Linked DNA regions of Mus musculus: regions 1 and 2 are each linked to region 3. The links are chromatin contacts, found by Hi-C in ENCODE. All regions are on one chromosome and are shown on one strand. The core of a region is the stretch at or near the end of the contact, and the rest is flanking DNA. Distances in the headings are between cores, read along the strand shown.

Evidence for each region. A loop is a pair of places that touch in the nucleus more often than their neighbours do.
Region 1: a map of gastrocnemius shows a loop between it and region 3 (5-fold over the local background). The contact joins two enhancer-like sites. A Hi-C loop is called at or near these places in 17 of 37 maps with a recorded cell type or tissue (adrenal gland, gastrocnemius, heart and 2 more).
Region 2: a map of heart shows a loop between it and region 3 (2.4-fold over the local background). The contact joins the promoter of Foxp4 here to the enhancer-like site in region 3. A Hi-C loop is called at or near these places in 5 of 37 maps with a recorded cell type or tissue (T-helper 2 cell, heart and left cerebral cortex).

The regions. Positions count from the first base shown.
Region 1 is chr17:47,872,167-47,874,866 of GRCm38, forward strand. It overlaps Foxp4 (forkhead box P4), which reads right to left. Exons shown (of 17, transcript NM_001110825.1): 13 at 2,469-2,570. Among named protein-coding and RNA genes, the nearest start is that of Gm25201, 33 kb to the left of the region's middle. Within about 2 kb of position 1,447, at least 2 of the 3 ENCODE cell types and tissues checked have a DNase peak (open chromatin) inside an H3K27ac peak, as active enhancers do; they include heart, where a contact is called at or near this core.
Region 2 is chr17:47,923,379-47,926,078 of GRCm38, forward strand. Foxp4 (forkhead box P4) reads right to left here and starts at 1,254. Exons shown (of 17, transcript NM_001110825.1): 1 at 828-1,254. It overlaps Gm46601 (a long non-coding RNA gene), which reads right to left. Exons shown (of 3, transcript XR_003952247.1): 2 at 2,541-2,655; 3 at 2,096-2,436.
Region 3 is chr17:48,095,804-48,098,503 of GRCm38, forward strand. No RefSeq gene overlaps it. Among named protein-coding and RNA genes, the nearest start is that of A730006G06Rik, 6.8 kb to the left of the region's middle. Within about 2 kb of position 1,333, at least 1 of the 3 ENCODE cell types and tissues checked has a DNase peak (open chromatin) inside an H3K27ac peak, as active enhancers do; it is heart, where a contact is called at or near this core.

The DNA.
Region 1 (2,700 bases), core at 197-2,696, 220 kb before region 3:
TGGTCCCACCTCCCTATCTCTGCTCTCAGTTTTTCTGTCTCTCACCAGCAGCCCCAGCCCTGTCCCCATTACATGTCCCCCACCAGTCTCCTCCAACCCGCCTATCCCGGCTCTTCTTTACATTTCTAAACGGGGAAGAAAGCGGGCAGGGCAGGCAGCGGGTGCCCCTGGAGATCTGCTCTCCCTCTCTCCCATCCAACTCTTGCCTCTTGCAACTGGCCCGATTTCATTACCAATTTTAATTTGCCTCTAATTAAATCCTGTGTATTTTTCCGACTCGCTTGCTAACCCACGAGGGAGGCGGGCGGCTGGAGTGGAATCTCACGGAGCGATAATTACAAAGGGCCTAATCACGCCGGGGCTCCTGCCTCGGAATAAATTTGCCCGCATTACGGGGCTCCGATCCTCCGCTTTGCAAATGAGAATGACCCCAATTTCCGAGGGTGGCCTCGCCGGGGCTTTTTTTCCCTCGTTTCGAAGCCTGATTCGTGACGAGAGACTAATTCGTTACGCTGAAACATTAACGGCAATTTAAGGGGTCTGGCGGGGGCTGCGTAAACAAAAGGATGGGCCCACAACACAGGCCCTAGGAGGGGATGGACACAGGAAGGCTGCTGAGGACCATCCACTTGGCAGATGGTAGCTCTGTCCCTAAGAAATGGCAGCTGGCTTGGCACACGCCCACCCCCAAGCCTGGATACCCTAGGTCTAAAGCAGCCGGCATGGTCTATGGATGGGGACCAGAAGGGGTGGGGGTGGGGATCAAGAAACCCAAGTGATGTAGAGAAAGATGACCCGGAGAAGGTGCAAAATAGATGGGAAGAAACCACAGGCTACTCTTTCCCCAGTAGCATGAATGAAGTTGGCTGGCTGAAAAGAACTCTCAAAGTCAGTGTGGATCTCAAGCCAGTACAGTCTGACCGGACAGGGCAGTGTGGCACCCCCCAGGGTGCCACGTAGCAACAAGCCACACTATATCAGGACCAGATTAGGGTTGTGTGTGAGGGATGAAACAGATCAAGGTGAGGCTCTCGGCATGGCCACTGAGAAGCTATGAAAGCTGCCTGAACCAGCTCTACGCTATATTCAACTCTAGGTGATGGGATTGTATCATCTGTAAAGTCTGCCATCTGACCTGGCCTAGACGTTGGAGGCTGGACCAGGTGGCTCCTAAAACACAACGCTAGCTCAAAAAGAGGGCAGGGCTGTGGTTGCCAGGAAGTGACATCACTCATAGCCAATCAGAGTGGCTGCCCCTGCTGCATAGTCTAAGCTTTGGGAGGTTGGCACAGGAAAGGGAAGATGCCATGATAGGCCCTTCTAGTAGTCCTTTGCACATTACTAAGGTAGAAAAGGCTGGACAGCTGCAGATCCCACCCAGTGCTTGGCGGTGCCCTGGCCCGGAGGGCCTCCTCCGTTCCACTGTGGAGAAACCCGTCACACTGCAGGAGGTCTGTTTGGCTGCAGTTTTCTCACAGGCCAGCAGGAGGACCCGAGAGCCAGGGATACAATTAGAGTTCTGAGAGAGTGAGAGAGAGACGCCCTCTCATGTATCTTGACTTCCTGAAAGGGCCAATACTCCACCCCCCACTTCCTCCTCCTCGTCCAACTCCGCCTTAATTTAGATACCACCTTCTCATCTTGCTTCATAGTGCAAGACACACATGGTGCGCATGCACACCCTATATCGACCATAGAACAGTGTCCCAGCCTACATCTCTGGCCCATTTTCCTAGGTCCTTGCATTCCTCTGGTCTCCAAGGAAAATGCTTATAGCTGAAAGTGTTAAGTGACTAATTGAATAGAGACAATTACCTCCCTGCCACTGGTGAGCTGGGTGCTGTATGTATCCATTTGTGTCCCTGGGAGTGGTCTATAGACTTCAGTCTACCCATGTATTGGGGCCAGTATACACCTTTGAACCTCCTCCTAGACTGGATTAGTTATGAAATCTGGAGCCATGGATTTACCCCAGGACCTGCCACTGAGCTGACCGTCAACCCTCCAGAGGCCCTGTCTCAGGGAGTTGGAATTCTTTGTACCATACTAAAGAGAAATAATTTCTTCCCGTTAAAGAGACAGTGCGAGGCTGGCCAAGGTCATTAAAAGGAAGACACTGTGCATGCCTAGCGCACACACAGGGCTGGATTCCACACCTAGCAACTGTCTAACAGGGTGTGGTGATGTTCACTTGAAATCCTGGCACTCAGGGAGGTGGAGGCAGGGCGATCATTAAACCCAGGGTTTTAAGACCATCTGCGACAATACGCAAGTCCCCGATGTACAAAATAGCAAGTTAGGAACACTGGAGTTGCTGCTGAGGGGACCGGGGTGAGGGCTATTGGTGGACCTGGTGGGCTATTTCTGCAGAACTGTTGAGGGGACAAAGTAGTAGGTAGCCTTGGTCTCAGTAGACTGTGGCGGTTTAGAGAAGAAAGTCAGGATGAGGGAGATAGGGCAGGTCTTACCTTCCAGGTGGCCGTGTTTCTTCGGAAGTAGGCGAACATCCTGGTGAACCAGTTATAAATCTCATTTAGCGTCAGCTGCCGATCTGGAGTTTCCAGAATGGCCTGCAGGCAAGGAAAGGGCAAAGAGACCCTCAGACTAGATCTGGGGGCCTCACGGCCCTGTGTTCCACCCTTTTATGTAGCCCCTGACTCATCCTTGAGGACAGGAGACCCAGAGGCGGGTTGGGATTCC
Region 2 (2,700 bases), core at 4-2,503, 170 kb before region 3:
TAGATTAGTTCCCCACCGATCAGCTCCGGCGCACGTAAATAAATAAATAAATAAATAAATAAATAAATCACAGGGGCCATTACCAGTCTCTCTCAAGTCCCCAAGAAGTTTTCCGCTTTATCTCAGATCTGATTAAGAGATGCGGGAGTGGGGGGGGAGGTTGACTAGTCTCAGCACTTTCGAAGTGTGACCTCCACAAACCAAGGCGATGAGGTGTTTGAGATTGTTGCCCCCCCCAACACACACACCAACACACACACACAGACTCAAGTCTTTCTGTTTGTCCTGGGGAGTCCCGTGCAGACTGGACTTGGGGGGATCCCAGTTCACCACTTCCCTTCCCGGCTCAGGAAAGTCCGGGCCGGGAAGTATTCTTTGTCTCACTCCGGGAGGGGGGGTCGCGCCCCCTAACACCCCATTCCCAGCAGCGAGGCCAGGAGGGGGCGGAGCCCAGATTCTTGGGGCAGGGCGGGCCTCAGTGGCTTCTCCAAGCCGCCCCCCCTCCGCCCCGGCCAGCTTCCCGCTGCCCCCCAGCCCCGCGCCTCAGCCCCCACCTGTTCCCCAGACAGCTCCGATCGGCTGGGGGCCCGGGCCGGGGGCAGGGTCTCTCAACTCACCAGGGTCAGTGCTCCGCGGCCGGCCCAGCTGGAACAAAGTGCTCCGGCCCGGGGCCGGGCTCCTCCGGCGGCCGACGCGCCTCGGGCGGGCAGTTTGCAAACACAAAGTGAGCCGGGGAGCAGGCGAGAGAGTGAGCGAGCTAGGGAGTTGGACGAGTCCCCGGCCCAGCCCCCACCCGGATCCCTGGGGTCCCTGAATCGGCCACCTACCTGTCCGGCCCGGCCGCTCAGTGCGGGCTCCGGCCCGTCAGCCCGCACGGGGCATGGGGCTCGCTCGGGTCGCAGCCCGGGCCCGCCGCCACTCGCCGGGGCTGCCCCTGCGCTCCGAAGCGATCTTTCTAGCGCCGATCGCCGCGCGCCTTAGCCCCTTGGGGGCATCGCACTTTGGAGGATGGCTTGGCTCTCTCCAGCTTCCGATCGTCCTTCCCCGGGCTCCGGCGACGCTCCTGAGCTCGCTCCGGCTCCGGGGCTCCGGGACCCCGGCGTCCCCGCCCCCGGCCCAGCCCTGGTTCCGGCCCGGGCTCCTCCCCGCCGCGCCGCGGCCGCCTGCGCCGCGCCCTGATCGCGTGTTGGGGGGCTCCGTCCCGGCAGCTGGTGGCACTGTCCGGTCCGTAGGGGCGACCGGCTCCGGACTCCGAGGGGCTGCGACTGAGCCCCGGCTGCGAGTGGCTGCGAGCGATCGGCGCGCGGGCGGGGCACACCGGGCGGGGGGACCGGAGGGGTGGAGGGAAGGAGGGAGCGCGCCGAGCGACAGGGAGGAGGGAGCGAACGAGCGAGCGGCGGAGGGAGGGGAGACTAACTTCTAGTGCTACCATAATTCGCCTAAAGCAGGTGCAGCCACTTTTCCCCCTGAGAGGCGGCCAGCGGCAAGCCGAAGAGGACCACGTGGACCAAACTTTGGGGAAGGAAAAAATGGGGACGTGGGGCTACCGATCTGCCAAAGTCGATAGGCCGTAGAGTTTCACAGTGGACTGGGGACCCATCCGATGGGAGGCTTTATTAACTCTGGCCTTTTCCTGGAACCTGGAGGTACGGCCAAGTCCTGCTGGCACACGGTTCACTGGTTTCGGGCGGGCTGCGCCTGGCGCGGGGAGTGGTCAGGACCCCCCCCCCCCCAGTCCGAAGCCGACGTCCAGCGCGGGCCCTGCCGCGCCTCCCTCTGACTCCCCACTGTGTGGGGGCTGGGGCTGGGGAGGCTCTTTCTGGGCTTTGTGAACAGTCTTTTCTCCCATCCCGGCGCGCACGCGCTGCCGCCTCGGTCTGCAAAGGGGAATTTCCTATAAAGTGCTGTGAGAACCGATGGAGAAAGGGCTTCAGGCTGGATCCACGCGGGCCAAGCACAGAGCAAAGTCGAGGCAATTATCTGAACAAATTAGATTGTAAACAAAACTTGGCGTCCCTGAATACCGCTTGTGCCCAGGGGGACCGTGAGGATGGGGGTGGGGGTGGGGTTGGGGACGCTGGTGTGTGTTTGGGTTGGGAGGGGGAAGTCCGGGCACGGAAAGGCCCAGGTTCCGAGGGGGAGGACTAAATTGGGTAGCAGGAGCCAGGCTCAGACTGGTGGAGAACTGAGAGAGAGAGAAAAAAAATCCTCCCACTCTCTACCCAAACATCTTCCCTTTCGGGTGTGTGAAGAGGTGAGGGGCACGCCTCAGGGACCCTCCGTGTTTGGCCCACCCTGCCCAGAGAAGTTATGGGTTGAGCACAGGAAGGCAGTGACTCTGGGAGACCCTGTTGGCTTCGGGTTACCTTGAGGCAGGTGACCAAGGGCAGGCAGACCCCATGGAGGATGAACTGGGTAAGGACTGGGCCTGGTTTCCTGGGGATAACATATTTTGGAGAAAACTCTTAAAAAAAAAAAAAACACAACAACAACAACAAAAACGGGTTTCTGAGATAACAGCTTAAGCAATTTCTGCTCACCTATTCTGCCCCTTTTCCGTGGGCCAGGAGCTGAAAGGTGGTAGTTACAACCCAGCTCTGAAGCATCTCTGTTTGCGCAAGTGGACAGACACAAAGAGGGCAAACATAGACCCTGCTGAAATTTGGAGACACACAGATGTCAAGCTGGATAGGGCTGCTG
Region 3 (2,700 bases), core at 83-2,582:
CTCCGAGGATAGACGCTTTGTCTGCACGGCCCGTTAAAGACACGCGGTCCCTTCTCAACCCCCAGCCCGGCCTACATTGCAATTTAACTGTCAGCCGCGTCCTCGCTCAGAGATTGAGCGCCAGGGCAGGGGGTTGGGTGACAGAAGGGGAAGCCGGACTTAGAGGAAAAGCGTCGAGGGTCTGACCGGTCAAACGCGGCTGGACCCAGAACCCTAAGGTGGAGTTTCAAATCTGATCCCACTAGGGGCTCTTTTTAAGGGCGTCTACACGGCAGGGTCCAGGAGGAGCAGCAGCCGGCAGGACTTGAGGGGCACAGATTTATTGCCCGCGTCCAAAGTGGTGCTTTTGATCCCAAATGAATGGATTCTTTCTGGTGGGACTGCTTGGCGTCGGGCGAAGAAGGGAACCGACTTAGGAAGCTAGAGATCCCGGACACTGGAAGCAATGTTTACACACACACACACACACACACACACACACACACACACACACACCTCTTTTTTTTTTACACCAGTAGAAGAACTCCCATTTGAAGCTTAGGTAAAGAAAAGTCTCCCAGGCTCACATCTGTTCCCTTAACCAAAGTGCAAGGACGGGAGTCCCTAAAGCTCAGGGCACATATGTGCCGGAAAGGTGCGCGCCCGCAAACGAGTGGCCCGCATGCCTGACGAGTTCTGGTTGCACTGTACAGCTCAGGAGACTACAGAAAAGTCAAGGTTTGGGACTGCCGAGGAGTCTTGAGTCTCGGCAGCCAGCAAGGTGCGCCCCTTAACCTAGGGCAGGTGCAGAGACCACCAGGGAGCGAGCCCAGAAACGTGCAGGAACGCCTGTGCGCTCAGCATCTCGGGAAAGCACTTGGCCCGCAACTTAGACAAGGAGCTGGGGAAGGAGAAAGCCCCCTCTGGGAGACAATACTTAGGACAGGTGGTCAGATACGGGCTACAGACTCTGGGTGAGTGAAAGTGACCCGAAGCCAGCAGGAGCTTCACACCCAAACTTTTCTCAAGCCATCAGCTTGGTCCACATTTCGCCGAGAAGGAATTCGAACGATGCGGGCGCACCGCCGACTCTCTCATCCTCTAGGCCTTGAGGTTCCGAAGAGCTCCAACGGTAGCCCTTAGGGGGACGAGGGCGTGGGGGATCCCACGGTGCCTCTACGACAGACAGGCGAGATCGCTAGGCCCACGCAGCGCGGCATTTCCCGGAGTAGGTGACTCCATCCTGCTAAGATTCCAGGTTCTCAACTCTTCCCCGCAGTGTTCACGCACGTGCAGCGGCTGGCCTCTCTAGAACCAAGACAAACGAGGGTGGCGCTGTCGCGTCCACGGTGACTTACATTTCCTTCCTCCCAGCAGAGTTCGGAGCGGCCTGGGGACATCCTCCCCCTGGTGGCCCGAGCCCTATTTATTTATTTATTTATTTATTTGAAGATCTTGAATAAACTACCCTCAAAGCGAGCCTGGCTGCGAGCCTGGCTGCGAGCCTGGTTCATCCTTGGTTGAATACTCTCGGTTATAAGCTAAAACTTTGCTCTGGTCCGACCCATGGTGGCCAGGCTGTGCCAAGCCGAGCCTTTTCCCGTGCCTCCCCGACCCTCCGTGTCCCTCTCCATTGCGGGGGCACGTCTAGAAGCGGTCCCCAACCTTGTTAGGCTTCCTGTCACCTCCCCTTCTCTCTTTGGCGTTTAAAGACCCTAGCTAGCACTTAGACCTGGTGTGCGGCCACAGCAGGAGAGTGTTGCTGATGGGAGCCAGGTGGCAGCAAGGCTGGGGGAGCCCCAGGGGTGACCCAAAGTGATGGGGTTCCCCCGTGCTGAACGCGCTGGGGGAAGAGGGCAACTCTGGGCGCCTGACAGTGCTGGCCAGGGTCCGGTCCGGGTTGGGGGGCGCCGCAGAGGGCGGGCGCGTCTCCGGCGGGGTCAGGGGCGAAAGGGCACGCGGAGGGCAGCGCGCGGGGAGCCGGCGCGGAGGCTCAGGTTACCCGGCCCAGCCCTCCCACCCGCAGCTTCGCTCGCGGGGGGGCCGGGGCAAGCTCCGGCCGCCCCCCAACCCCCGCTGTTTGCATTTCTCTGGCAGGCGGCGGAGCTCGGCTTGAAAGAAATGGCCTTAGTTCGGAACGGTGTTTATTTTTCTTAACTAGCCAGTGCACACAGACGACCCCGTGAGCCAGGCGACCGGACCAGGCCGATCCTGCGCTTGGGAAAGGGGTCAGGACAAGGGGCCAGCCCGGCGACAAGGGGGAGCTGGGAATGGGCTCTGGTCCCCCCCGCCCCCCCGCAGCGGCCGGGCTGGGGGAGGGGTCGTGGCTGGCATGAGGATGACTTTGTTCCATGAAGGCAAACAGACCTGCTGTGGTTGCCTTAGGTTTGACCTTGCACGAGGCCGGGCAGACAAGTGGCGAAGCCTTTTGGTTTCAACGTCCTGTTTTCTTGGATTTAAGTTCATCGTTCCTGATTGTTTAGTTCTAACACCTGGCGGACAAAGGCACCTTTGAAACTCAGTTTCCTCCTCAGCTCTCACGGAGTACTTTGCTCAGTGGATGCTGTAAGGGTTTAGAATGGCATTCTTAGGACAGAGCCTGGAACTTGCAGAGACGTCTAGAGATCAGCCCTTTGGGTGGGGACTGTGGCCACCCGAGGACGGCAAGGGTGGGGCCCCCAGGAAATCTGCTTGAGATGGGAGCCTAAGACTCTCCAGCAG